Linked DNA regions of Homo sapiens: all the other regions are linked to region 2. A link is a loop called in an ENCODE intact Hi-C map of the cell type or tissue named here. Cell type or tissue: ascending aorta. All regions are shown on one strand. Links, peaks and the distances in the headings refer to the core of each region. The heading gives the core; the rest is flanking DNA. Region 1 overlaps LRMDA (leucine rich melanocyte differentiation associated). Region 2 overlaps LRMDA (leucine rich melanocyte differentiation associated). Region 3 overlaps LRMDA (leucine rich melanocyte differentiation associated). Region 4 overlaps LRMDA (leucine rich melanocyte differentiation associated).

What was found. Hi-C counts contacts between places; a loop is a spot of excess contacts. Peaks named below come from ENCODE experiments on the same cell type or tissue, not always from the same donor. Only the 100,000 strongest peaks of a DNase experiment are listed, where the experiment ranks them.
Region 1: a loop joins it to region 2, with 2.1 times the contacts of the local background. A loop is called at or near these places in 2 of 110 quality-filtered maps.
Region 3: a loop joins it to region 2, with 2.2 times the contacts of the local background. A loop is called at or near these places in 6 of 110 quality-filtered maps.
Region 4: it touches region 2 in a loop (1.9-fold over the local background); 6 of 110 quality-filtered maps call a loop at or near these places.

The regions. Positions count from the first base shown.
Region 1 is chr10:76,487,999-76,495,559 of GRCh38, forward strand. The region is part of intron 6 of LRMDA (leucine rich melanocyte differentiation associated); the gene reads left to right. Among named protein-coding and RNA genes, the nearest start is that of KCNMA1-AS1, 400 kb to the right of the region's middle. In ascending aorta, for the core only: no CTCF peak of the experiment used is centred there; no DNase peak of the experiment used is centred there; H3K27ac peaks cover 2,848 bases.
Region 2 is chr10:76,393,611-76,401,171 of GRCh38, forward strand. The region is part of intron 6 of LRMDA (leucine rich melanocyte differentiation associated); the gene reads left to right. Among named protein-coding and RNA genes, the nearest start is that of KCNMA1-AS1, 490 kb to the right of the region's middle. RefSeq lists an enhancer at 3,149-5,384. In ascending aorta, for the core only: CTCF peaks have their summits at 4,192 and 4,396; DNase peaks (open chromatin) are centred at 3,691, 4,061 and 4,561; H3K4me3 peaks cover 833 bases; H3K27ac peaks cover 5,000 bases.
Region 3 is chr10:76,308,792-76,316,352 of GRCh38, forward strand. The region is part of intron 5 of LRMDA (leucine rich melanocyte differentiation associated); the gene reads left to right. It overlaps LOC112268057 (a long non-coding RNA gene), which reads right to left. Exons shown (of 3, transcript XR_002957050.2): 2 at 7,214-7,283. Among named protein-coding and RNA genes, the nearest start is that of KCNMA1-AS1, 580 kb to the right of the region's middle. In ascending aorta, for the core only: a CTCF peak has its summit at 3,154 (motif pointing left); DNase peaks (open chromatin) are centred at 1,484 and 3,111; H3K27ac peaks cover 2,534 bases.
Region 4 is chr10:76,328,220-76,335,780 of GRCh38, forward strand. All of the region lies in intron 6 of LRMDA (leucine rich melanocyte differentiation associated), which reads left to right. Among named protein-coding and RNA genes, the nearest start is that of KCNMA1-AS1, 560 kb to the right of the region's middle. In ascending aorta, for the core only: no CTCF peak of the experiment used is centred there; no DNase peak of the experiment used is centred there.

The DNA of each region.
Region 1 (7,561 bases), core at 1,680-6,679, 95 kb after region 2:
TGTTCAAATTGCATGATTTAGTTCTCATTTTTTTAAGTGGTTCAGATTTTTTAAAATGCTGTTTGAAAATACTGTATCTGTAACTACAAGACCAGTTTTCTAAACTTTCACTTATTTTTGGAGATCTTCATGGTGCTTCAATAAAAATTTTATAACACTAGAAGAAAAAAATTATCTGTTTTTCTTTTCCTTTTCTATAGCTTTGTAGAACTATTATTGAAAGACAATAAACTACACATATTTACAGCATACAATTGAATAAATTTGGACTTATATATATGAGAAATTATCATCCCTAAATTTCCCTAATGACCTTTGAAATTCCTTACTCCTTCCCTGTCTGCCTCTGCCTCTGAGAAATCACTAAATGACTTATCTTGTTATAGATTATTTCACATTTTCTAGACTATTATATAAAAAATACAATATGTACTGTTTTTTCTGGCTTCTTTCAGTATAATTATTTTGAGATTCAACCATGTGTGTATCAATAGTTCATTTAAAAATATTATTGCTGACAAATATTTCATTGTGTAGATATACAATAGTTTGTTTCTTCACATTTTGATGGGCATTTATGTCAGTCCAATTTTTAACTTTATTAAAAATAAAGCAGCCATGAATATTAGTGTATGCATGCTTTCACATGGTACATTTACATTTAACTTTTTAAGAAACTGCTAAACTATTTTCTAAAGGAACTGTACCATTTTACATTTCTACCAGCAGTGTCTAAGAGTTGCAGTTGCTCCAAATCCTCACCAACACTTGGTATGGTGAGTCTTTTTAATTATCATATTGGTTTGTGTATGTTGAACCATCCTTGAATTTGCGAGATAGATCCTATTTGATCATGATGAATGAAGTTTTCCATATGTGGTTGAGTTTGGTTTACTAGTATTTTCTTGGGGATTTTTGCATCAATATTCATCAGGGATATTGGCCTATAGTTTTCTGTTTTTGATGTGTCTTCATCTGGTTTTGATGTGTCTTCATCTGGTTTTGGTATCAGAATTGATACCAGAATTAGCATAGCACGAGTTTAGAAGTATTCCCTCTTCCTCTATTTTTTGTAATAGTTTGAATAGGATTGGTATTTCTTCTTTAAATATTTGATAGAATTCAGCAGTGAATCCATCAGGTCCCAGGCTTTTCTTTGCTGGGAGACTTTTTATTACAGCTTCGATTTTGTTACTTGTTATTGGTCTTTTCAGATTTTTTATTTCTTCATGGTTCAATTTTGGTAGGTGGTATATGTCTAGAAATTTGTCCATTACTTTTAGATTTTCCAATTTATTGGCATATAATTGCTCATAGTAGCCACTAATTATCCTTTACGTTACTGCAATATCAATAGTAATGTCTCATTTTTCATCTCTGATTTTTATTTATTTTGGTCATCGCTCTTTTTTTCTTAATCTAGCTAAAGGTTTGTCAATTTTGTTTACCTTTTCAAAAAAACAAGCTTTAATTTCATTGATCTTTTGTATTGTTTTTGCATTTCAATTTTATTTATTTCTGCTCTGATCTTTATTATTTATTTTCTTCTCCTAATTTTGAGTTTTGTTGCTCTTGCTCTTCTAGCTTCTTTAAGACGCATCCTTAGGTTATTCATTTGAAGTTTTTCTTCTTTTCTGATATAGGAGCTTATACACTCCCTTGTTAGTACTGCTGTCATGGTATCTCCTAGGTTTTGGTATGTTGTGCTTACATTATCAGTCATTTCAAAAAATATTTAGATTATACTGCTTGGGTGATAGGTACACCAAAATCTCACAAATCATCACTAAAGAATGTACTCATGTAAACAAACACTATCTGTTCCCCAATTATATGTATATATATAGCTTCCCTCTTCACTTGACACTCATTCTCTCTCCTGCTGCCCTGTGAAGAGGTGCCTTCTGCCATGATTGTAAGTTTCCTGAGGCCTCCTCAGCCATGCAGATCTGTGAGTCAGTTAAACCTCTTTCCTTTATAAATTACCCAGTCTCAGGTATTCATAATAAAATGAAAATAAAAATAAATTTATTCATTAATTTATTCATTGACCCACTGGTCATTCAGGAGCATATTGTTTAATTTCCAGTGTTTATATAGTTTCTATAATTCTTCTTGTTATTGATTTCTAGTTTTATTCCATTGTGTCAGAGAAGATGCTTGATATTAGTTCAATATTTTGAGTGTTTTAAGACTTGTTTTGTCACCTAACATAAGATTTGTCCTTGAGAATATGTGTTCTGAGAAGAATGTGTGTTCTGCAGCCGTTAGATGAAATATTCTGTAAATATCTGTTAGATCCATTTGGTCTATAGTCCAGTGTTTCTTTGTTATTTTTTTGGCTGGAAGATCTGTCCAATGATGAAAGTGAGGTGCTAAAGTCTCCAGCTATTATTGTATTAGGGTCTCTCTCTCTCTCTCTCTCTTTAGCTCTAATATTTGCTTCATATATCTGGGTACTCCAGTGTTCAGTGCATATGTATTTAAAATTGTTATATTCTCTTGCTGAATTGACCCTTTTTCATTATACAGTGATCTTCTTTGTCTCTTCCTATAGTCTTTGTCTTGAAATCTATTTTGTCTAATATAAGCATAGCTACTCCTGCTCATTTTTGGTTTCCATTGACATAGGATATCTTTTTCCATCCCTTAATTTTCAGTCTATGTATGTCTTTATAGGTGAAGTGTATTTCCTATAGACAACAGATTATTATTATTTTTTAATCCATTCAGCCACTCTGTGTCCTTTGATTGGAGAATTCAGTCCATTTACATGTATTATTATTGATAAATAGGGACTTGTTTCTGGCATTTTGTGATTTGTTTTCTAGTTGTTTTGCGGTCATCTCTTCCTTCTTTCCTTCCTTGCTGTCTTTTAGTGAAGGTGATTTTCTCTTGTGGTATGATTTAACGTCTTGCTTTGTTTTTTGTTTCTATTGTATATTTTTTTATTTGAGGTTACAAATAATATGAGGCTTGCAAATAATATCTTATAACTCATCATTTGAAACTGATGACAACACTAATTGCATCAACAAACAAAAGGAAAACTAATAAAAAATCAGCACATTAACTTTTTCCTCCTGCTTTTTAATTTTTTTTTGTTTCTATGTATATTGTATTATAATCTCTATGTCTTGAAAAGTTGTTGTAGTTATTATTTTTGGTTCATTCATCTTTCGTCTTCCTACTTAGAATAAGAATAGTTTACATACCACAATTGCAGTGTTATAATATTCTGTGTTTTTCTGTGTACTTAGTAAGACCAGTGAGTTTTATACCTTAAGATGATATCTTACTGTTCTTTAACAGCCTTTTCTTCCTGATTAAAGAACTGCTTTTAGCATTTCTTGTAGGGCAGTCTGGTGTTGATGAAATCCCTCAGCTTTTGTTTGTTTTGGAAAGTCTTCAATTCTCCTTCATGTGAAGGACATTTTCACCAGATAAGCTATTCTAGCATAAAAGTTTTTTTTCCTTTGGCACTTTAAATTAATGTTATGCCACTCTTTCCTGACCTGTAAAGGTTTCCTCTGAAAAGTCTCCTGCCAGATGTGTTGCAGATCCATGGTGTGTTATTTTTTTCTCTTGCTACTTTTAGGATCCTTTCTTTATCCTTGGCCTTTGGGGGTTTGATTATTAAATGTCTTGAGGTAGTCTTCTTTGGGTTAAACCTTCTTAGTGTTCTATAACCTTCTTATACTTGAATATTGATAGCTTTCTCTAGTTTAGGAAAGTCCTCTGTTATTATCCCTTTGAATAAACTTTCTACTCTTGTCTCTTTCTCTACCTCCTCTTTAAGGCCAATTACTCTTAGATTTGCTCTTTTGAGGCTATTTTCTAGATTTTATAGGTGTGCTTCATTATTTTTTATTCTTTGTTAATCTTTTTTCTTTTATATTCTCTGACTGTATATTTCTAAATGGCCTGTCTTCAATCTCACTGATTCTTTCTTCTGCTTATCAGCTCTGCTGATAGGAGACTCTGATGCATTCTTCCTTATGTCAATTGCATTTTTCAACTCCAGAATTTCTGCTTGTTTCTTTTAAAGTACTTGAATCTCTTTGTTAAATTTATCTGATAAAATTCTGAATTCCTTCTCTTCGTTATCTTGAATTTCTTTGAGCTTCCTCGAAACAGCTATTTTGAATTCTCTGTCTGAAAGGTCACATAGCTCTGTTTCTCCAGAATTGGTCCCTGGTGGTTTTTTAAGTTCACTTTGTGAGGTCATGTTTTCCTGGATTGTCTCAATGCTTGTGGGTGTTAGTCACTGTCTGGGCATTCAAGTAGTAGATATTTATTATAGTCTTCATAGTCTGGGCTTGTTGGTACCCATCCTTCTTGGATAGTCTTTCCAAGTGTTTGATGAGATTTGAGTGTTGTAATCTAAGCCATATCTACATTAAGGAACACGCCAAACCCATAACACTATGCTTCTTGCAGACTCATAGAGATACCACCTTGGTGGTCTTCAGTAAGAGCTGGAAGAATTTTCTGGTTTACTAGGCAAAGACTCTTGTTCTCTTCCCTTACTTTCTCCCAAACAAATGGAGTTTCCCTCTGTGTGCTGAGCTGCCATCAAAACTGGGACTCTGTTGGGTTAGACCTTGTATTAATTCGTTTTCATACTGCTATGAAGAAATACCTGAGACTGGGTAATTTACAAAGGAAAGAGGTTTAATTGACTCACAGTTCTGCATGGCTGGGGAGGCCTCAGGAAACTTACAATCATGGCAGAAGGTGCCTCTTCACAGGGCAGAAGGAGAGAGAATGAGTGCTGACGAAGAAGGAAGCCCTTTATAAAACCATCAGATCTCCTGAGAACTAATTCACTATCATGAGACACAGCATGGGGGAAACCACCTCCATGATTCAATTCTTCAATCATGATTCAAGGGTCCTGCCTTGACATGTGGGAATTATTACAATTCAAGGTGAGATTTGGATGGGGACACAGAGCCAAACCATATCAGACCTGAAGCCAGCACAGCACTGAGTCTCACCCAAGGTCCACTGTAACCACTACCTGGTTACCACATGTGATTGTTCAAGGCCCCAGGGCTCTACAATCAGCAGGTATAAATCCAGCCAGACTCGTGTTCCTCTAGGACACAGATGGGTCCAGAGATGCCATCTGGGAGTCAGAGATTGGAGTGAAAAACCTTAGAAATCTACCTGATGCTTTATTTATTGCACCTAAGCTGGCACTCAAACCATGAAACAAAGTTGTTTCCACTCTTCCCTTCCCTTTCCACGGGTAGATGAGCCGCTCCCTATTGTCACCATTACCACAGGCCCATGAGGAGTACTGCCAGTTTACCACCAATGTTCGCTTAAGACTCAAGGGCTCTTGGGTCAGCTTGTGGTGAATGCTGCCAGGCCTGGGACCCATTCTTCAGGGCAATGGGTTCCCACTCTGGCTCAGGGTAGGTCCAGAAATGCCATCAAAGAGCCAAGGCCTGGAATCAGGGATGATCCCATTTTTAAGAAGATTATCCTTTGCTTATTGAATTGCCTTGGCATCTTTGTAAAACGGTATTCAATTATGTACGTATACATGTGAGTATATTTCTAGACGTTCTGTTTTCTTTCATTAACCTATATTTCTATCTTAATGCCAATATCACATAGTCTTCATTTATATAGCTTTATATTTAGTCTTAAATAAATCAGGGTAAGTTCTCCAAGTTGTTCACCGTTTTTGAAGTTGTTTTAGCTATTTTAGGTCCCTTGCATTTCTATGGCAATTTTAGAATCAGTTTGCCAATGTCTAAAAAAAATCCTGCTAGAATTTTGATTGGGATTGTCTTAAATCTATAGAAAAATTTGAGTAATATTAAAATATTGTTTCAATCCATGCACATATTATATTTCTCTTGTTTTTAGATTTATTTCTCTCAGCAACATCTTATAGCTTTGTTTATAAATTGATCCCTTAATTTCATATTTCTGTGCTATTCTTTGATTTCTGACAGTTTATTGCTTTTATATGTACCTTTAATTGATTTTTATGTGTTGATCTTGTATTATGTTACTTACATAAACTCATTTTATAGTCCCAGAAGATTCTTTTGTACATTTGGTGTGATTTTCTGTATAGCTGATCATGTCTTTTGCAAATAATAACAGTTTTCTTTCTTTCTTTCCAATGTAGTTGGACTGTTATTGCACTTGTTTCTGTTTCTTTCCTTATTGCACTGGTTTAAACCTCCAGTCATATGTCTAACAGAAGTGGGGAAGTGGCCATCCTTGTCAACTTTCTGATCGTAGGTAGAGTTTTTAACTAAAAATTTAGTTTTTAAAATACACGATACTACTCAGGCTACATAGCTTTTTTTTTTTTTTTAAATGACTGTTAATGTTTTGTAATTTAAAAAAATTTTCAATTTTTTCTTAGTTGTTAAAATTATTGACATGAAATTGTTTACAATGTCCCCTTATTATCCCTTAAATTTCCATAGCATGATGTCACCTCATTCATTCCTGATATTGATAATTTATCTATTTTCTTATTTTTCCTGACTGAGTCTGGCTAAAGTTACATGGTGTTTGTAGTCTTTCTCAAGGCCAACTTTGGTTTCATAGATCTTTCTTTTTTGTTGTTCTCACTATTATGGATCTTTGTTCTTTATTATTATTTCTCTACTGCTTACTTAGTGTTTAATTTCTTCTTTTACAAGTTTATAAATGTGGAAATGGAAGTCATTGATTTGAGATCTTTCTTTTTTTCTAATATGACCTCTAATGGTAAAAATTTTGCTCTGAGTAATTTTTGTTGCATCCCACAATTTTGGTATGTTGTATTTTAATTTGCAATTTGTTTAAAATATTCTCTAAGTATTTTGGACTCATATCTCTATTTAATATTTTGTTTCTAAATATTTTGGGGTTTTACAGTTACTTTTCTGTCACTGACTTCTAACATTATTTTGGCCAGAAAATATTCTTTGTCTTTGTATCTTTCTTAACAATGTCACAATGTCTTTCATATAGCAAATTTTTAAAAAAATTTTCCTGAGCTCTAGTATGTCACATTTTCCTCTGATGAATTGTATTTTTTGCTATCAACTCTAAGAACTCTTTTCCTAGTCCTGGATCATGGGGATTTTATATTCTGGAAGTTTTAGTGTTTTATACTTTACATTTAAGTGCATAATCTATTGTGCTAAAATTGTATAAATTGTGAGGTTTCGATGGAGGTTCTTTTCATTTCTTATATTTTGTTTTGTTTTGCTGATGAATGTCCAGCTGCCCATCATAATTTATTGTAAACTATCTTTCTCTTCCATTGAATTGTTTGTTCCTTTATTAAAAAATAATTGATCATATTTGTGTAGAACTTTTTTGGGTTCTGTATACTGTTTCATTGATTAATGTATCTATCTTGCCACCAATACTATACTATCTTGATTATTAGACATATATAATAAACCATGACATTGAGGAGAGAGATTTCTCCCACTTTATTCTTCCTTTTCTTTCCCATATAAATTCAAGAATATGTTTCTTTATGTCTATAAAGAATCTTATTGACAATTTGATAGGCATTGCATTAAACCTATAG
Region 2 (7,561 bases), core at 1,446-6,445:
TATCTTTTCACTCTGTTGACTGTTTCTTTTGATGAGCAGAAGCTTTTTAGTTTGATGTAATCCCAATTATTTATTTTTGCTTTTGTTGCCTATGCTTTTGGGGTGACATCCAAAAAGTCATTGCCCAGACTAATGACATGGAGTTTTCCCCTATGTTTCCTTCTAGTGGTTTCGCTGCTTCAGGTCTTATGTTGAAGTCTTTAATCCACTTTGAGTTGATTTTATTATATGGTATGAGATAAGGGTCTAATTTTTTTCTTCTGTTGTGGATATTCAGTTTTCCCAACATTGTTTATTGAGGAGACCGTCCTTTCTGCATTGTGTGTTCTTGGTACCTTTGTGGAAAACCAGTTGACTGTAAATGTGTGGATTTATTTCTGGGCTTTCTATTCTGTTCCATTAGTCTATGTGTCTTTATGGCTTTCAAATATTGTGAGACAGAAGAACACAGGATACACCCTCTTCACACTTGCCATTAATAGCCCAGTGCAGCCAGAATGAACAAGGTGTTACAGAATGTGATGCAACAACAAGGGAGTGATAATTTTATTTTAATTTAAAAAGGCATTCTCAGAAACTGAAGTTTAAATAAACCATTTGTTTAATGGCTTTAATGTGGACACTAGAAGGCACAAAGGTCTGGGCTATTGGGATTCCAGTCCATTTTCTGGAATCTTTGCCTTCAGAGGGCATAAGGTAATCAAGTACGTGGGAGGTAAGAGTCCAAATGTTCTGTATTACTCTCATCTTTCTGTGAATGACCAAATTCTTCTGCTTTTCACTGGCAATCATATATTTTGTCAACTTGTGAAAAAATACTCTACAAAGATGAAAATTGACCTTATAAAGATTCTTCACATGTATCACATTTGAGAAGGTTGTGTTCCTGACTGAAGAATCTTGCCTTGGTTTGTTGACTCTGGGGTTACACTGTGTCCAGTTATGGCTCCTTGGATGAAGGCCCTGTGTTGTTTTTGAGTCAGCTCACTCAGCTTTCTGGAGGGCAGTTGATTCCATGAAAATACTTGTCTATGTGATCAAGCAGTGGGGGCTGAATGTGTGGCTCTTCACAACAGAATGCAAGGCGGATTACTACTATTCCTACAGTGCTACTGTTATTATTAATTTTAAAAACATACAATGTCATTATCAACCTTGATCTGCTCTGCTTTTGTATTTTAGTAATTGATTGGATGAGAATGTGCCCAGGCATGCTTTAATCACTGGAAGGGCACCAGGGTTTAATCTTCCAAAGGGGTTTTTCCCATTGTTATTTCCTGAAACATGCTTGCCATTACTCAAGTGGCATACAAAATAAAATTCAAATCAAAACAGCAAAAGAGATGTGATCCCTCTCTTTTGTGCCTTCTTTTAGGCTTAATTCTCATAAGTAGAACATATCTAAGAAGAGTAGGCTTTTGAGTTCCAGGCATACTACTTCTAAACTCTTCACTTAAAGCTAGCACATTCACCTGACCTTGAAAAGGTGAATAGATACACACTGCTGAGATTAAATAAGGCACCACAGAAGAATAACTACAGGAGGAGCAAGTAAGTGCAATACCCTCTTGTATGAAGTGTGACCAACCTGAATTAAACCATATTTCTAGTCCTCCCTCAGCTCCAAACTTTTCAGAGCTTTTGCTCAATGACTCCACCCCATTGTATCCTTGGCTGACTCTCATAATTGCCTCATTATTATATTTTCTATATAATATGCATCTTTGGATTCATAGCCCAACAATCTCAGCTGGTTCTCCTCTGTAGTTTGTTTAGCAGACAATTGTAGTCATTGCCCCTCAGCCCATACAACATGGGGGATCTGGATGGAAATGAAACGCAGACTTGGCTCATCAGAGGGCAGCTTGGCTTCACTTGTATGCCACAAACATTGTCACCTCATAACACTGACAGTAGTCACTGATGAGCACATTTGAACCCATTCCCAAAAGTGCATTGCCTCCACACCACATGAATTAGAGCCATTTGTGTTATTTTGCTTATGTGTTCTTTTTCTTTTCTCTGTTGTGTATTCAGATTCCCATATTAGTTTTCCTTAATCTAAGACTTACATTAGATGACTCTAGCCAGACTGTCAAATTATTTGAGAACTCTCTTTGTAGCTCTAAATCTAGGGTAGTACCTGGTAGTCAATAATTATTTATCAAATGAATGGATATTTTTCAACACTTACTGGCAATCAAGAAATAATTGTATTTCTAAAACAGTGTGAAAACACGATGAATTGAATTGAATTGGCGAGAATAGAATATAAACTGCATAACTGTAAGAGATAGTACTATACAATAGTGCTGATGACATTTTGTTTTGCTTTATTTTATTTTATTTATTTTCTGGGGCTGCCTGATACAAAAAGTTCCTTGTGAAAAGAGAAGATTGGAATCCAATTAGTAGATTGGAATTGATGAGTTAGTTAAGGGCTTTAGCATCCTACCATGGGCTGTGGTTTTTCCCCCTGAACCTATGGGCATGTTTTGATTGAAGATGATGGCTGGAAGCTGCCACGTTTGAAGGGCTAGAGAAAGAGCCTGGGTTTCCTGTGTCAGATGATACAAACTAGAAACTAGAAACGCTACATGGTAGGGAGGCAGTGGGGGACAGAAGAAAAGACATCATTATTCTTTGTCTCTTCTTTTCCCTGGGGGAAATGTTGGCATCCAAATATTCAACAGTAGGTTGACATGTGGAAAGTGGCCTAGCCAAAGGATCTGTGGTGATCGGGAGTCATAAATCAGATATGAGAGGGAGAGACCATATGGTGCAGAAAGAAAGTGACGATGCGATTCTTTCAGCTATAGCCACTCACGTGCACTCTCTTACCCAGTAGAGAGAGGGGCCCCTTTCCACTGTTTCTTTTCTACTTCCCCAGTGAACCTGCAGGAATGTCAGCTGAAATACCTTGCTCTTTTCTACACATTTCTGAATCAGCCAAGATGTCAGTGACCTGGAAAGGACTCAGGTGAGAGCCAGAGAAATGATTAAAGAGCCGGTGATGCCGATGATCCAGTGGGTGTCTCCTCTCCGCACCACTAGAACTGACTTATGGGAAGATAGTCAAATAACTAGATATGTGTTGTTTGGCCCAGGGCAGACAAGAAGGAAGGTATGGGGTAACTTGTCTCCAATGGAGTTGCCAACAGCCAATGAATTATTGTGTCTTTTCCTCTCCAAATGGACTGTCAGTATACATATATATATTTTCAAGTTTTATTGAAAATAGTTACCTCAAATTTACTTGCACTTATTTTCCTGAGAGTCTGAGGAATCACATTCTCATTGCTGCAGGCCCCCAGAAGTTTTGAAACAGCCTCTGCCACGCCACGCAACTCTACTCACCCAGAGAAATTGCCTTCCCTCTTTTCCCTCAACTTGTCTGGAGATGAAAAGGATGAGATTGAAACCCCTTTTCTTAGAGACACGTCCCCTCCCTTGCTGGTTTCTGGCTTCTCTTTTCGGTGTGTGAGCAAAATCATTTTATTAAACCATTTGTCAGGGGGCAGATGGGAAGTCTGTCTTTCCCATTAGTTAGCAGAAAGTGACCCCAGCAGCTGTGGAGGGAATCGGTCAAGCCATTGCTACCAACCAGACCAGGGTGGAGAAGGAGGCCGGGCTTTGCTCAGTTGTCACAAGGTCCCAGGCGGCTCCCCAGGAGCCTTGGAACTGATGAGGCCCTGTTTTTATTGGCCATGCCTGTGGTAGGCTGACTTCCTTCACTCTGAGCTTCAGGCCAGCCAGGGAAGGGGGCAGGGGCCACTAGCATTGGGAAGCTTTCGTACTTTGCCCTTAACACTCCATATCCCTGTTTAATTAATTTCCTAACTTTGTGGGGGAAAAAGATGAAATAAATAAGGCCAACTGACCACTTCATAATTTGTTTCTGAAGCTTGGCTGGACATAAAAGTCTCCCTTCCAAAACCACACGGCATAATTTATTTTACGATTCCCTCTCGGCACCAGGTCTGGGCTAACCTTGAGTTTGGAGGCTGTGCCTTCGCTTCCTGGTGCTGGTGGTCACAGTGTGTCCTTTCTTGGCAGTGGCCATGGGCCCAGCAAAACAGACCTCTGAAAGGCGAGCAGATTAATCATTTTGAAGGCATGCTCGCCTCAACAGTTCCCCTGCAGGATGTCGGAGAACCGGAGAGAGGGGACTGCTGTAGTTCACAAGGGGCATAGGGAAATGCCTGAAGACTCACAAAAACAAGGGGGTGAACAACAGAAAAAGAATGAGTGCTTTTAAATTGTACATGCTGGAGTTTTCACTAACCGAAAAGTATTACCAAAAAATATATTGCCACTCCTAGAGCACAAACTGTGATGAGTCCAACCCTTTTATTACAATCAGGCTTTCTCTAAATATATTATGCCCTGCAGGTCAAAATGATTTACTTCTCTATTTTGGGACATCTGAGTTCTATTCTACTGTTGCCAGTATGTTTTCAGCTGTGCCAGAACCGAGCAGGTCTGCGGCTCCTTTGTAACATCAAAACGGAGACATTTATCATTGAGATTTATCATGGGACAGCCTGCCAGATGGTTTGGGTATTTTAAAGGTGAACTGTTTGGGCCTTGATTAGCTCATGCGGACTTCTAGCTAAAGACAACTCTATCAGCTGCTCAGTGGAAAGACACTGACGTCCCCCTCCCCCCAGCTCCCTCCCTCTGTTCTTCTAGTAATGCAGAAAATATTAATGTAATGGCAGATGTGGCATAGATTGTCATTTCAGGAAGAAAACCAAGCCATAACCAATTCCACTGATTGCATTCTAATTATAATGTGACCTCCTGTTGCTTTGCATAGAGGCAGTATTCATTTCAGTACACCACTGTAAAACTTGCCTAGTCAACGACCCTCAAAGGGGCAATTGTAAGATTTAAGCTTGGATTTTTTTGCTCATACCAAAGTCCTTTATTCTGCCAAGCCTCTGCTGATTGGGCCAGAAAGAATGCATTTGATTATATAGACTAAACTTATTGGGAACAGAACCTCTGTGCTTTGAAATGCTTTTCATTCAAATTACATTCAGACATTCAATCAACATTGATTATGATATGGATTGGCAACAGGGAATGCCTTGGGTTTTTGGTCTGGCTTGAAAGTTTGCTGAGTTTCGTACCAGATAACAACTGGGAAGCCAGCTGAGTTTCCTTAACCTTTTCCATGAGTTTCTCAGAAAAGGATGGTTTCTCTTGGGAGGCCAGGAGTTCCTTATTCCCACTTGATGCAGTATTCCAAGATCATTTCTTCACTTGGAAAATTTGGGTCTTTGGGGCTTCCAAATTTAATTAACCTCTGATAGCTTTGGGAAATGTGTGCTCATTTGTGTTTATGTTAATAAAGTAGGTCCTTGACTTTGTGCATGAAAATCTAGGAGAATGCATCTTAGATTCAGATTCCAGGTCTAAAATTTTGTATCATGGAAGAAAGTGATCATCACTAATTCTGGTCATAGATGTTGTCTGTGTGATTTAGAGCAAGGCTCAGTTTTCTCATCTGCAAAATGAAATAAAGGTGATCCCAAGGTTTAATTTCTAATAAAGTTGATTTGAAAATACTAAGAAACAATATAATATTGTTATTATTATTTACATGTCAGTGTATGTGCTTGTGTTTTTGAGGGGCCTTTGCCTGCATCTAGACCTCTCTGTCTCTGGAAAAATCCTGGTGGGATCAGTTTTCGAAGTAGTTGGCTCTTGGCAGACTCGCAGACATACTAAAGTTTTTGTTTTGACTTGAAGGTCCTCTTCCGGCCCTTCTGAATAACTTTAACCTAAAAGTCAGGCTAGAATTCCCACAAGAAGAGAGTTGCCAGGGCATCCTCATTCCAAGCTATAAAATCACTGGAGATAGCTCCATTTTCTTTATCCAATCACATGCCATGAGCTGTCATTTGTGTACAGATGTCTCTCAAATATAGATTTCCAGCCTTCATAGCATTCCTGAAATTTAGCATTGCTAAGTATATGGTCACCTTGAATAGTATTCTAGGATCTCGAATTCAGTACGTTCTCTTTTTCCCCCCAAAACAATGGCAACCAGCCTCTCCTCTGTTCTCTCTTTCTCTTAACTGCTCCTGTAGTTCCAGTTACTAGAGTTCAAAACCTTGGAACTTTTATTTTCTCCCTTGTCTTTACTTCCCACATAGAACTAGTTGCCAAGTCCTGTGAATTATACCACTTGAAAATATCTGTTCTTCCTAAAGTTAGTGCTTTTTCATTGAGTCTAATCATTTCCTTCATGGCCTGTGTAATTTAGTCTTTCCACCAATCCAGTCATCCTACCATGATGTGGCAGCAGCTTCTAAGATGGTCCTTATAATATCTGTTATCTGGTGTTCATACCCTTGTGAGATCTCCTCCCCTTATGTGTGGATGGGACCTGTGATTTGCTTGTAACCAGCAGATTATCGAAAAAAGTAATGGGATGTCACTTTCATGATTAAGTGACATAGGATTGTGACTTCTGCCTTAGTAGAAAACTTTTTTCCTGCTGATCTTGATGAAGTAAGAAGCTATGTTGGAGAGGCCCACACGGCAGCAGCAGAGGGTGGCCTCTGGCCAACAGCCAGTAAGGAACTATGGCCCTCTACCCAAGACCCCACAAGAAACTGAATCCTGTCAACAATCTTTTGAGCTTGGAAGCTTCCCCAGTTAAGCCTCAGATGAGACCCCAGCCCTGGTCTGTACCTTGATAACAGTCTTGTGAGATGCCTAAAACAGAGGACACAGCTAAGCTGTATCCAGATTCCTGACCCACAGAAAGTGTGAGACAACAAATATGTATTATTTTAAGCTGTTAGATTTGTGGTAATTTGTTACCTAATATTAGACAGCTGTATCCTAGAGCAGCTAGATTACTGCCTGACAATATCAGTCTTTTGCTCAGAAATACTCAGTGTCTTCATGATTCTTTGTCTTTGGCCTTGAACTCCCTATTCAAGCTGTTTTCCAATTCTCCTTCCTGAGCACAATTACCTCTGTACTGTTCATATTTCTGGCTTTCTGCCTTTTACCTTTTGCTGACATCGTTACCATTTCCTGGATTTTCTTTATGACTAAATCTCACATCTTTTTTAAAGGCCCACTTAAATGTCACCTCTTTCATAAAAGCTTTTTTGATCTCTGAAGCTATATAGATCTCTGAGCTGCCATCGTTCTATACCTCAGGTTCCTATTCATTTTCTACCTCATAGGGGACTGGTTTGAGAACATTGCTGTATCTGTACTACAGGTTGAATACCCCTTATCAAAAATACTTCAGGTCAGAAGTGTTGAGAATTTGGGGTTTTGGGGGAGATTTTGGAATATCTGCATTATATGCTTACCTGTTGAGCATCCCCAGTCTGAAAATCCAAAATGCTCATTTGAGCATTTCCTTTGAGGGTCATGTTGGTACATAAAACATTTTGGGTTTCGGAGCATTTTGGATTTTGGATTTTCAGCTTAGGGATACTCAACCTGTGCTAGGCTGCAAATTATATGAAGGAGGCTTCTTCTGATTCATCTTTCCATGCCCTTGAGCTTCCAATATAATGACTTAATG
Region 3 (7,561 bases), core at 1,237-6,236, 85 kb before region 2:
TAATTTCTAAGTCACTTGGCCTGGTGACATATATGTTGGGAGTTAGGAAAGTCAGTGTGCGGCTTCTCTACCATCCCAGGCGCTGCAGTCAAACAAATCAATTCAGCCTTCAGAGGGGCATCCATTGCCTTGTGATTATGTTTGTGTAAAGTCTTGGGGTCTTTGATCAAAGAATGGCATTTCAGGCCAGTCCCTAATCCTCACTGCCTTAAGATGTTTAAATGGGTTAAAAAAAAAAAAGTTGATAACAGCTGGGATTTAAATTTGCCTTTGCCCAGCTTTTGTTTTGAAAGGACTTCTATTATCCGTGGCTTCCCTTTTCGAGGCAAAGATGGATCATTGGGTAAACCAAAAAGGGAAAGAGGATATGGGAGGAAATGGGCGGGGACTCTGAATTAATCTTCTGAGGAAGAATGTTTGATCAGCGGGGAGGAGGGGATGAAAACCTCTGATGCTGACAGCAGGCACCTTTCTGATGAGGGTGTGATTGGCACCTTTGAAGCTTCAGTCAGGAGCCAGTGTCCAGTGGGTCAGAGCTTCCTCTGTCTGTGGGTGGTGGAGGTAATAATGAGGCAACTGGAAGGATTAATTGCGGACAAGCAGCAGGATTACGAGGAGGGCTTCTCAGCTCCAAAAGGAACAGTTCGAGGAAAGCCTCTGATCTGTCAGCCTTAGAGGAAATTAGTGGGAGCAGACTCGAGCAGGCTTAAAAAAAGGCATTTAGGATATTAAAGCGAAATGTGAAGAGGATATTAAAATAGGGCAAAAGGGCAAGGAGCGCTGATCTTGAAAGGCGGGTGTCTCCCTCTTATTACTAGGAATTTCCAAGTTTTGCCCAGATTTCACAGACACCTTATTTTTACAGTCCAGCAGAGAGATTTTACTTGCATTGCAACAAGTTAGGGGAGGGTCAGACTGGATTTGAGGTGGCACCCAAGGTCCTGTACAAAACTTGTTTGCTGTCCACCCTCTGGCAGTTTCAGAAGCTCCTGAAACTAAGGCTCCTGGTATAATTTTACAACAAGCCAGCGCATTACTGACATCCTATCTGCATTAGCTATCTGTTGTATGTTTTACTTCTTACCCTTCTGGTTCAAGTCTGGATGCTGCCAATAAATCCTGTGTTACCATTAAAGAGGCCATTCATCACGCTTCCTAATGCGATTAATCAAGATACACCACAGTACCCTTAAAATGAGATCATTTTGATAAATCATGTATGACATGAAAAGACTTTATTCCTTTTAAGTGCAATTTAGACTGTAATTTTTTTCCTCATTTATGATTCATGGGAGAAACATGGATAAAATTCCCTTGCACAGTTACACCTTATCTACAGCAATAACTCAAAACTGCTTTTAGATGAAAATTCAGGGTCTTATTCACCAAAGCTGAATGCCAGCTCATTATTTTCTGGCGTTCAGTAGTCCAAAAATAATGTCCGCACATTAAGCGGCATTCTCAAAAAAGTTGGAATTGGCCAGGCTCCAGGCACATCAATTACACTCCATCATCCTTAATAAGGAAGAAATATCAGATGTCCTCTTGGAGGTTTTTTGAATCAGTAATGCTCAGCCTTTACCTTCCCAATTTAGAATGATTGGGAAACAAAAATGGTAGTAACAAAAAAAGTATGGGAATTTCAGGGCCTTTACATGACTCTTCTCCTGTTGCATAAGTCTCAAAAGAGGTATTTTTTCCCTCCCATGCGGTTCATGCTTCCTTTTCCATTCCCCTTTTCTCATTTCACAAAGGAAACTACCATTTTGTTAGGTCTGAGTTTTGTTTCTAAGCTGCTGTATCTGTGATGCAGGCTTTCCCCTCACAGCTGTCACAATAATTTGGGAAACGATATTCATAACCTCCAATAGAAAAATAATTTGAAAATGTGCCTTCTGGTGAGATCCATCAAGTTTAAGGCCATATTTTTGGTTAAAAGGGAGACACTGATGCTATTCATTAAACTGAAAAATGGCTTGTTTTCCACTAATATTGAAATAAACTCTGGATGAATGTTAAGTCATGCTGGCATGCACTCTTATTGAAAGCAAAAGGAAAACACAGATATATTTAATTTGGACATGTAAAGTCAACAGAGTTTTAGGTCTTTCATGAGAAAGGGAATCAGGAAGATTGGCTGAAACAAATGTGAACAATTAGAAGTTCATTTGCCTCTTGCAAAGAGTGAGAGCATTTAAAGAGGGATTCAGTGTCTGAGAACTATAGACTCACTTGCATTTTTTTTTCAACCCCTGGTACCTATGAATAAAGAAATAAAGACTTGATCAACATGTAATTTATTTCCCTGCTGTTCTTAGAGATTCATTTGGGAAGCAGAACAAAAGCCAGTATTTGACTCTGTTTTTAAGTAACCCAAGAATGCACACGTATCCTATTCATGCCCACTTAACATAAATGCAGCAAAACTCAAGTTTATTTGGGTTATCACATTTATGCTAATGCTCTGTACTTTAATCGGATAGAAACTGACATAAAACAAAAGTTCCTTGCATATTATTCACACATTTAAATGAAATTTCCTGTGCTTTTAATTTTTTCTAATATGAAGAGTCAATTAAGAATCTAAGGCCATTAAGGCTGCACTTGCCTTGTTTAGGTTTCCATTTCACATTTATGACTTTCTATTTTTGTGAAAAAAGATCTGTAAATTTGAAAAATATGCACGTATCTCATTAAAAAAGTTTCCCAGCTCTAGCAACACTCAGCAAATCTCCAAAGAATGCAAGTTTAAAACATAAATATTTTAAGGCCCCATAAAATTGGCAGTAAATATTTTTCCCCCTTTAATACCATGTTCATTTCATTCCAATTTACTACCACGATTATATTTTCCAAAGCGGCTTTTAATACAATACACAATTATTTCATATGGGGTTGGGTAGGTCGCCTCATTAAGCCTGCAAAGATCAGGCCTCTTGTGATCCCCACAAATATACTTGCATTTACTCCTAATTAAAATGGCCCTCTTAAATTGTCTCAAGTTCATTAATATAAATAAGAAGCTAAGCAAAATAGCCACAGTTGAACAGTTAGCAGGGCAAGATGACCAGGTCCCCAAACCTCACACAGAGCAGACTGTGGTATGTATGCAGTGGTGCCCTGCCACCTGTTGGCTCTGCTTACACATAACAGGGTATTGATGTCCCTCATGGTGGTGCAGTAACCCTCTCTGACCCCTATCCCTAGTTCATCATCCCCAAGAGAAAAGAAGAGGCCTTTGAGAATCCCAGGCCTCCTGATTTCCCCCATCATTCATTTCCTTGGCTACATGTTTCTCCTGCTAATGCTAAAAATTTATGGCTGAGCACATTAAGGGCAGTGCGAGTCCTTCCCTACTTCTGGATTATATCAGAGTTTCCTGTCATAAGGAAATCCAAGATGTGTCCTCAGCTGATTGCATGTGACAGTGTCTGCTTATATCTCAGGAATCTGAGGCATGATGGATAAACTGTCAGTTTTGAAGGATGATATTTTCTCCATATTTCCATTATGAACTGGGCTGTCATCTCCTAATAAATTTCTTGCATTGGTATCAATTTATTTTTACAAGCAGAGGGTCTGATGTATTTGGGAAAGGCACTGACAGCAGATCTGGCCTAGCCTGACAGAGCTGGCTTCAACTCATTTTGGAAAAGTACTTTGGTTCCAAGGACAGAACTTGACCCGTAGCCCTCAAGATTAAAAAAAACCTCCGTGAGAGGAAAAGAGACACATGAGGCAAGTTCCTTCTTTTAAGCCAAAATAAATCAAGCCCTTAGGACTACCATGACATAATATCATTTTTAAGACAGTCCTACAAACCCAGTTGAGATATGCCACGTGTAGCCTTCTCGTCTGAGTTAGATGAGACCATCTAAATGTTGTTAGAGCATCACAATAATGCAGTGAATTGATGGATGAATTCGGATTATAATGAAGCTAGGGATCTCACAATTTTTGCTCCCAGAAGGGATCTCAGTAGTGCTCTTCTGCTTGACAAGTGAGAAGCAAAATTAATTCATATAATGCCTATTTAATTATGAAATATGGGCATGTCTCTGTCATGGCTACTGTGAAGGGCAGAAAAAGCTATACAACATGAGCTTTACCTCTCAAGAAACTTAAAGTCCAGTTGAAGAGATAAGATATTAAACAAAATTAGAGTGAAGTAAGAATAAATCATAGCTAACATCCATGAGCAGTGGCTAAGATGGTTGTTTCTTACCCTTATTTAACATTTACCTTTATTGGGAAGGGAGGCAGCATAACATTGTAATTGCCAAGACAGCAGCAACTGGAGGCAAACTGCCTGGATTTGTGTCCCAGCTCTGCCAAGGAGTAGTTACCCAAGAACTTAAGTGAGAGCTTTGTCAGGGGACTTAATTTCTCTGGTCCTCGGCTTCCTCATCTGTAAAACAGAACTAGGAGTTGTGACTCCTCGTGAAACTTTGTGAAGATTGAATAAATCAATACATGGAAAGTGTTTAACGCAGTTCTCGACACAAAGTAAGTACTAATTAAAAATGCTAATAAACGTTAGCATTTTTAAACTATCATTATCATGATTGTGACTATTATTACCATTATCACTGTTAGTCAAAATGTGGCTTAAAGAGTTTAAGTCAATTGCCCAAGATGGAGCCTGGCTCTAAATCTTGATCAATAAGGCATCAGAGCACAGAAAACAGAGAGTTAAACAATATACAAATTGTGAATTAGTCAAGAACAGAATCCTTGAAGCTTAGTTATTTTTCTTACTGTTCTTTCCATTCCTAGACTATAAAATAGCCCTTTCTCCATTGCCTGAAACATACTTTAGAAGCTAGTTGAAAAGTGTTATATGTAGTGGTGTGTAGGTAAATGCTTAACAGCCAAGTCTCTGGGAAAAAAAGTGTGTGTGTATACACATGCATATATAATATATTGCATTTTTTAGTTATATAAATGATGTGTAGAACACAATTAAAAGTAAATAACAATTGAATATATAATACTGTTTCTAAAAAATTCCATACAATCACTTAATTGTCACAGATACTTTCAATGATTTTGGCCAAACTCTTGTATCTCGTATCTGTGGTTGCAACTGATGAACAACTGTAGTTCCCACTTGATATTCCTTTATCTTAATGAGTATGTCAGAACTTTACTCATTTGTTAATGACATAAGAAACTACTTTGCTGAACTGGATAATAGTTTTTGAATATTGGAAGAATATTTTTTCAATTTTTTTGTGCTATTCACAATGCCTTGCAATACCCAACAAAGCAACTTCTCAAAGAATTAAGAAAAGATTATTAAATGAGAAGGAATATACTAATACCACAGGTAATTTTTATAAAGGCAGAACATCCTATCTATAAATAAGCAATTATATTTAGCCAAAGAGGTATGGAGCACAAGTTAATATTTTGCTACCATTAGGCTACGACACAACATCCTTTTTTTGTTGTTGTTTTTAAGAAATGGAATTTTGCCATGTTGCTCATGGTTGGTCTCCAACTCCTGGGCTCAAGTGATCTGCCTACCTTGGCCTCCCAAAGTACTAGGATTACAGGTGTGAGCCATCGTGCCCAGTCACACAACATTCTTTTAGGTTCTATCTGCAACATTAACATTTTCTCCATCACTTTAAGTTTAGCAAATAAGCACACCAATGAATCAAGCTCTCACTTGCAGCATTTGCCAGTTTCTGCTGCAAATACTCCCACAGTGGCCAATGTCAAACTACAAAGTGCCATCACTGAAGAGTTGGAAAGTGACTGCACATCATTATATAGTATTTTTATCATACAAATTCAGTAGACTCAATTTCAAGAGCATAAATAACAGTAAAATTTTGTAAAATAATTAAGAAGTGAGGAGTCTTGTTAAATAAGGTAATTTATTCAAGTTTAAGTGTATATAATTTTAAATAATACCTGTGTTTAACAACTGACCAAAGTTGCTGAAACCTTAATAATTACTTCTTGTAAGCCAGTACAGGTTAACACTTACACACCACTGGTTATTTGAACCCAAAAGGCCAAAGAGATCTGAAACACTAATTTGTCTACATCGCACAGCTAATTCTTTCATGTATTATTAAATAAGTTGATAGTTTTATTTACTTAGCACGCCACAAAACGTGTTGCATATTACCATGAGTTGATTCATATCTCACTACCAATATATTACCTACCTTTGTATGTGCACTAAATAAGCCTAGGAGGGTTTTCTTTGCCAGGCACCTTTGAACATCAAGTTCATTGTACAGTGCTTAGGATTCAGGCTATGGAATCGAGCTGTGTTATTTCTCAATTCCGGTCTCCACATACTAGCTGGGTTTTCTTGGACTAGTACTATAACCTCTCTCTAAATCTCAACTGCCTTACCTATAAAGTGGTAATGTTAATGGTACTTGTGATGGCAGCGGCGGCCTGTCTGGAGCAGCCGCTTCGAAGATTAGCTTCAGTGGGGCAGGAAGGGCTGGTGGGAGCCAGGAACAGACAAGAGCCCCACCCCCTAACCAGTTGAAGGGGCGGGAGCCCGCACTCCTTGGTGCAGCTGCAGCTTCCCAGCCGCACTCTGGACCCTGGCATCCCTGTGCTCTCAGGGGCCTGGGAAGCCCCTGCCCCAGCGGGCTTGGAAGTGCCTGCTCCTGCTCCCGGGCCTCTCCCTGCTCCCGGTGCCCACTCCAGTGCAGAGCAAAGTTGTGGCCAAGCCCGAGGGCTGTCGTGACTCAGCTGCGTTTGCGTGCACTCAGGGCAGCACTCACACGCTAGCGCCCCCTGCTGCCTTGGCCCCCTCCAGACTTTGGGCGTCAGTGAGCGCAGGAAGCAGCAGCCCAGGGGGTGCTGAGGGCAGCTCCCTGCGGGCCTGTAGACACCCCTCAACGTGAACAGCCTGGGCAACGTGGAAGGCAGACAGGTCCCTGGGCGGAAGGGGGTGGGTGCCCAGTGAAACCCCACCTTCAAGCCAGGGATGGCTTGAAGCCTGGGGGCCGGGCTGCCAGTGCCGGGTGGAGTCCCCCTCCTGGAGTGAGAATTTATGATGCTTTTTCCGGCTGGCCCATGGCAGCCCATGGACCAATCAGCACTCACTTCCTCCCTTTGAGCCCATAGACACCCTCCCCACTCCAATGACCTGCCTGCAGAAAGGAGCTACATACACACTGTGGGTCTTCTGAGAGCTATTCTGTTGCTCAGTGAAGCTCCTCCCTGCCTTGCTCACCTTCCAGTTGTCCACGTACCTCATTCTTCCTGGATGCAGGACAGGAACTCAAGATCCGCCAATGGCCAGACTAAAAGAGATTTAACACAAACAGGGCTGAAACACGCCTCTCCGCCTAACACGTTGCAGGTAATGAGAAGGAGAAGAGCTGTGGCCCTTCAGGGAGCCCAGACCTAGGGGCTCTCCAAGTCAGGGCTGTGACGCCCTCTTTAGGGCTCTGTGGTTCCTGGCGTCTCCCAGCTTCCAGGCACCACAGCATTCCCTGGTGCCCATGGTGGAAGCTACTTGCAGGACGCCTGGTCCAGATGCAGCCTCTCTTGGAGCCAGCGCCTATACTGGCACTTGGAG
Region 4 (7,561 bases), core at 1,686-6,685, 65 kb before region 2:
ATATCTGTTGGAGAAATGTCCCTTTAAATATATTACGAGTACAGGACATGCCCCAGCGTGCCAGGTATTGCCGTTCTTTATCTGGTAGCTCTTAGAAGTAGAATTCACATTTGTACAGGGCATTATGTCTTTTGGGGAAAACATTTCTATTTAGAATGTAAACTATATCATCCTCAGGGTAACCCTGTAAAGTGAGGAGTGCAAATATTTTTCCCATTTAACAGAGGGAGACATCAAGAATTGCTGGGGATGATGGAGCAACTCAACAACAGGCAAGGGAAACAAAATCAAAGCCCTGTGCCCTTAATTCTCAGGTCCCCCTGACCTTTGTCCTTTACCCAGTGCGTATGAAGCAAGTGTAGGTAGGACTAACTGTGGCCTTGAGCTGGAAGGAAGAGTCAAAAAAGTAGAGGGAGAGGCATGGCCTGGAAATGTTCACCACTGCCATGCGTTTCCAAAGCCTGTGCTAAGGCTGCTAGGAGCTACAGCATCCCACTTGCCTGCCTCTGTCAAAAGAATTGCATTACTCCTGCCCTGCCATTCTGTATTTTTAAATTACAGAACAATAAAATCAGGAGTGGAGAAAATTTGAAAACAAAAAGGGTGAATGCTCCATGTCAGTCTGGATTCAGACAGGGAAAATAGAAGGCACTGTATGTATTCCAGTAATGAAGAGTTTTAATGGAAGGAATTAGAGGTGCTGCCACCACCCAGAGTCACAACCTCAGCACTGAACCAGTGATTCTCAGGAGCTTGCTGGAAAGTTTCTGTGGATCACAGGAACATCTGGGTGTCTCCCACTGACTTTCTCTATCTGAAGCACCAGTGAGGGGATTCTCACGTTCACCTGGAGACTGTTTCAGTCATTGCTGTTATCCATGCGTTGCCCTGCTCCTCCATCTCTCTAGATTTCCAAATCATACTCCAGCATCTCTCTTTGGCCCAACTCTAACCTAGGCTGATTCACTGAAGGCGATTCTCCGATGTAGTTTTCAGTTCTCCCTCGAAGCTACAGAGAAAACCTTAGAAGAAAGCAGATGGTGGTAATGGTAAAACAGATAATCCAGCACATCTACCATAACCCTGCCTTGCCAATAGCTATCATGTGGAGGATCTCATTTCAACTTGTCTGCACGCACATTTTGCAAGATAATTGCAAGCCTAGTGAATGTCCCTGAATTATTTATTTCCTGATGCTTATACTATAGTCTTGAAGATATGCCATAGTTAGCTTGCCATATTAAACATTGAACTTGAAATGTGTAAAAGAAAGAAAGCAAAAAGAAAAAAAATGAAGAGGAAATTTGCTGTGAAACTTGCTTAGAGATGATAACCTTTCTACTTTGACTATTGTTGGCAATCTTGCCATTATTTTTATTGACACAGTTGTTAGGTACTCATCTTCCTCTCCAACCAGGGGCTTGGTCTATTTGTGTTTGAAATTGATTGCTGGGACTGTCACAAAGTAATTTATATAGCAACTTATTATAATTAGTTATCATTTGCAGTTTCCTAAATGTGAGTTGCATTTTATGCTTAGCAATTGATTTTTCTGTATATCTCCATGAAGCAGCTCAATGTATGCCATCCAAAAAAGAAGAAAAAGACCGAAAGAAAAACTGTGTTTTTTTAAATTATTTAAAACATTTTTAGCCTGAGATATCATAAAATACGTTTCCACAGAAGACATAAATACAGAGTGTTTTGCTTCAACTCATTAAATCGCCAAAGTGAAAGTGAATAAAAGGAAATTTAAATGTCTGTATGTGAAGAGGTAGCAATGTAGACAAAAATGTTTGGGATGGGGAGATGTTGGCCAGAAAAACTTCATGCCAACAAGCATAATGCTTTCAGGAGGGCTCAAAAGGAAGTTACTTGATGACTAAACTATTGCTCACAATTTGTTTTGGGCTTATAGGATTCGGAGGTGCAGGGGCAGAATGATGCGATACTTTTCCTCATCTATTATAAGGGTCACAGCCCATAACAAAAGACAGGTTAACAAGAGAAGAGGATAAGAAATTTACTTAATCAAAGTTTTCTGAGATGGGGGGGCCTTTAGAAATGAAAGGGAAAACTAGTTTTATGCTTATGTTGATGAAGAATGGACAGCTGTGTAGAAACATGGTTAGACAAAGGGTATGATCTAATGGGAATAGATTGAGGGGAAACCTAGCAAGGCCTGTCTGTTCAGATTCTTCTTGGCCTCTCTATGTAGCATTCCTTCCCCTGGTTATAGGACAGAACCCTCTGAAATGAGAGTCTTCAAAGGAGAAGAGAGAGTGTGAATTTTCTAGGTTTTATGGCTGGCTTTAAGGGATAGGATTCTAGTTTCGATGACCCCACTTAGGGAAGAGGAATTCTGGTTTCTATAACTCACTGCAGGGCAGAGACAGAGGGATGAGGGAGCAGGTAAGAGAAGGCCAGAGAGACCTTGCTTCTGAGGCCCTTCCAGTGTCTTTTGTTTCAAAGCACTCAGCACGTCAAGGTGCCACAATTTCGGGTATTGTGTTTTGAGCCCTGTCAGAGGCAGTATGTCTCTTTTAGCCAACTTTTAGTTTTTCATTTTTAGATTTCTACTATCTTTTCATGTCAGCCACAGGGAATGTGAAAGCTAAGTAGGTCTGATCATTATAAACAAAATCTACAGAAAACAATAGCAAAGACTCAGGAAAATAGATGCATTTATTTAGGCCAGCTTAATAGCTTAGCATCAAGGAATCTTTTGCCTACTGCCTCTTGGTTATCACTGACCATTTATAAACATGAGGCCAGGTGCCGTGGCTCACGCCTGTAATCCCAGCACTTTGGGAGGCTGATGCAGGTGGATCACTTGAGGTCAGGAGTTCGAGACCAGCCTGGCCAACATGATGAAACCCCATCTCTACTAACAATACAAAAATTAGTTGGGTGCAGTGGCAGGCACCTGTAATCCTAGCTACTTGGGAGGCAGAGACAGGAGAATTGCTTGAACCCAGGAGGCGAAGGTTGCAGTGAGTGGAGATCGTGCCACTGCACTCCAGCCTGGGCGACCAAGTGAGAGTCCGTCTCAAACAAAACAAGCAAACTAACAAAAAGATGGGATGAACAACCTGATGGTTCTGGAGCCTTTGCCACATAGGTCTCACCTAAGGTCAGGCCCTATGAGTGAGACAGCCTGCTTATATATTGCCTTCTGCCTTCCAGAATATTTTTATTAGTCTTTCAAGAGAGCTAAGCATCAAATAATTTCTCAAAAAATTGTCAATGACTCATTGAAAGTTCATAGAAGCACAACAGATCCAAATTTCTCCTGTGGATAATGTATTGAAAAGTGGCAAAAGGAAAGAGAGAGAAAAGAAAAAAGAAAAAAACCTCCTTAGAGACAAGAATATGTTTTTGTCCAGGGGTCCTGTCAAATAAGAGTATGGCCTTGGCTTGTATCTTTTAGACTTCTTGCCACCACTGTGCCTTGACTGTGTGGGGGAAGAGTGTGTTGGTTCCTCGTGCAGAACTATTATTAGCATTTGCTAATTATGTAAAATGATTTCCTCTGATGACATTTTCAACAGAACCCATTACTTTAGTTTTCTTTCCTTCATAATGCTTTTATGGGCTTATAATCTTGGTGGAATTCTCAGATGCTGAGAGATGCTAAAGTTTCCTTTATTTAATCGAGGTGACTAGTGATTTGACAGTAGTGGTTGACAGGTTTATTTTATCTGCGTGGCAGTAGGAGTCTATTTTCAGTGTGTGCACTCTGTTCCAAAGTAAAAGGACTTTACTAAGTGCTGAATAAATTGTACTTTCCTTTGATTCTAGACCTTGCTGAAATGGTTTAAAAACTCCGGTCTGGGTCATCAAATTCATCTCCTTGCTACTTTGCAGGGTCAATAGCTTCACTCTGTACAGAGCCGGGCTGGGTGGATTGGAATGGAGGGTAGTGTAGATTAAAACTTCCGCATATATATAGATAGATGTGCATGTGTGCACTCGCTGTCTGCGAGGGTGGCAGTGATGGAAGAGCAAGCCAAGTGGAATTGAAGATGGATGAATCTGTTAGACTATTACCAAGACTGGCATGGAGTTTAGCCAGGAACTTTAAGCAACCTCCTTTAAACATTTGAAATCCATAGGGGTCCATTTCCTCTCCTTTTCCTCCAAGGATGATTTTTCATTTGCAGTCTCTGAGATTGCTTTATTTCTATTCTTTGGGCAGAATTGTGGTATACTTGTAGACAGAGAAGGGCTACGAATCTGGTTTTTCTCTCCCAGAGCAAAGCAAGGAGGAAAAAATGGATTTCAGTTTTCCCCTGCCCCTCAAATAGTAGCAAACCCTACTTCTGTAAAATGAGAGGTCAGAATGACAACTCTTCCCCCAACAGACAGTCCCAATAAAAAATGATAGTAAAAACATGCTCCCTTTATCTTAACAAAATGGAAGCCTAGAATGTACAGGGTGGAAGGTTCTAAATGTGCTTATGTTTTAGAGTCCTGGGCTGTTTCTTGCCCCTTTTTATAAAGAAAAAAGTATGATATGGTCAGTAAGACAAAGATTGCTATGAGCACAGTCATTCAAGAATCTCCCCAACATGTCTTCATTTAGTACCTATTGTGTACTGAGTGTATTGTTAGGATTTGTGGAGAATTCAGAAATAGAGAATATTATCTCTATCTTCTAGGAATTTATGGTTTGATTGAGGAGATCCCAAAAATGAAGTAATACCAACCAAACAATATATTATATATTACATAAATAAGAGCTCTATTAGTTGGTAAAAGCTGCAAATGCTCTCAACGTTTAGAAAAGATAGCGTGCAATGTAGGTGAGACTACTCAGGCATGACTCTTTGGAGGATGTTGGCACTGAGCTTTGAAGAACATGTTAAGTGGAGAGCAAAAGAAGGGCATTCCAGAAAGATAAATGGGTAAAGATAAAGCACAAGGACAAGAACAGGTAGAACTGATGAGAGAAAGGGACCCTGTTTTGAAAAGGTCAGAAATAAGGTTCCTTATGTAGGATAGGTCCACATTATGGCAGGCCTTGGACAGACAGAAGGGTTTATATTTTATTTAAAACCATGCTGTAGGATTATTAATCTGCAAGCAGTATCCAGGGGTAATTGGAAAGGAGAGAGCCTGGATTCAAGGAGGCCATGGTGGGATGGGATTGGAAGGAAATTGTTTCAGTCTTAGAAGCCTTAGATTTCCAGATAACCAGGTTCTGTGCCCATAGACTGTGATGCCTCCAAAGAGCAGGTTTCTAGCAAAGGTAATTTAGAAAACAACTTGGTAACAGATGGGGAAGACAGCTGGGGCCTGGATAGATACTGCCAGGAGAGCAGGAGTGGGGGCCATGCACAGGGAACCTTATGGCCACTATGGAGTTGTTGTATGAGGTTGCTGATGGTTTGGTCACGAGGGCTCAGGCATCAGAGAAACTGGACAGTCAGTGTTTTTCCTCCGCATGTTATTCAGAATATTTCTGATGTTGGCTTTTGAAACTAAAACACAGGGCCCAGGATAATGTTACAATAATCCAGCATTCGATGATCAAGGCCTGGAGTGGCTGGCTGGCTGACTGGGAGTACAAAAAATAAAGGAAGGAATATGAGAAACATTCTGTTGCAAACACAATAGACCGAATACTGATTATATTTCAGGGTAGAGAGAAACAGAGGACCAGAAAGCTATAAGGAAGCCAGCATGGTGTGTGGGAGGCTGTGGTCTCTGCCTGTTGCCCCTCTGTCGGTTCATCCTCATCACAGGATTCTCTCCCACCATTCATGCATGAACTCTAATCTGGCCTGTTAAATGGAAGACCGGTGGAGTTAATGTAGTGGAGCTGTGGCAGCAGGAACAAACGTACAAAAAGCAGGCAGAGCAGCCACAAACATTTGTTCTCATTCTAGCCTTTGGCTTAAAGATGAGCTTCATTCTCTTAAGAACTAATAAATGTCCAGGGTGTTTTATTTCTGAATCTTGGGCTCCTGGAAGGAGAGTGATTTGAAGCCAATGCTTTTGGTCTAAATTGTTCAGCCGTGAGCTCGGCCCAGTATTAACTTCCTAGTCCCAGTTCTTCTGACTCTTTTTATTTCCCTGTCTCTTGTAGAAAACTTTACCCCTGCCCCAGGTTTTTCCTCATGTAGTGATTTTACAACCTTTTTTGGAACAAATAAACAAACATCTGGAATCATGTGGCACATTTAATTAAAAAGTTTGCATTTGGCCAGAAATGGTAAAATCATGAAAAATGGCCTGTCGGTGAGCTCAAGAAGGCCAAATGATGACGTTGTTGGCTGCAAACGGACTGAAATTGAGGGAAGTGAACACCTGCTCAGCTCGGCCTGCCGTCCTCCAGCTTCCTCCTCCAGCCATTAATATTTACAGCAGTTTCTTTATCCATTCTAATGAAATTTTTTGGTTGGGGCTGGTCTGGGGAGAGGGCTGTTACTTTTCCAATAACCTTGGATTTGTTGTGATGTGTGTACTTTATAAAGGGTGTGGTATTGGGCTTTTTGGGCTTTTCATTTCCCTTGCTCAGAATTCCATATGCTTCAGGTCACTGCAGGGGCCTGTTGCTGTTTCTTCAATCAGTCACTCAACCATGGTTTTCATGAGAGCCGTAACATGTGGAACCCTGCACCAGGGCATGTAGGAGATGAAAAAGAAGCTGTGGGCTCTGCCTTCAGGAATCCTACAGTCTAATTGGAGACAAGGTCCTATGCAGAGAAAGCAGAGGCCAAGCTAGATGGAAGAGTGCAGAGAAGGGAGGGATCTGTGATGATAGAAAGATTGGGAGGTGGCCTTGGATGAAGGTGAGAACTGAGTTGAAAGAACTTTCCCTGCGTGAGTTCCAAGTGTGAAAGGATTTAGGAAGAGATCAAGTTGTGGATTCTTGTCTAGTTTCTGGTCATAATCTAGGTGAAAGTAGGGGGTGGATCATTTAAAGCAAGAATTAGATATGATTATTCTACATTTCCAGTTAGCTTCTCCTTTGCAAGACATAGCTAGGGTGAAGTAAAATTTAAGTTTTGTTTGCAAATTAGGATAAAACATTAAGATGATCTGGCTTTGCAGAGTGTAGTGCTCTCATATGTCTCCCACATGAGGATTTATACCGAGGATGAGATTATTCTTAGGACAAAGTGAGAAGTTTTTCTTGTTGCACAGAATACAAGGGAAGTAGCCAGGTGCTGCAAATATAGTAAGCACTGTTTAGGTTAGATCCAAAGGAAGTATGAACCCATAGGTATCTGAGACATGTCTCACAATAAATTTAGAAAGTTTATTTTGCAAAGACTTAAGGATGCGCCTGTGACACAGCCTCAGGAGGTCCTAATGACATGTGCCCAAGGTGGTCTGGGTATGGCATGGTTTTATACATTTTAGGAAGACATGAGACATCAATCAAATACATGTAAGATATACATTGGTTTGGTCCAGAAAGGCAGATAACTTTAAGTGGGGGGAGCTTCCAGGTTATAGGTAGATTTAAAATTTTTCTGATTGGCAATTGGTTGAAAGAGTTGTCAATAGAAAGGAACAGCTGGGTGATATAAGAGGTTGTAGAAACCAAGGC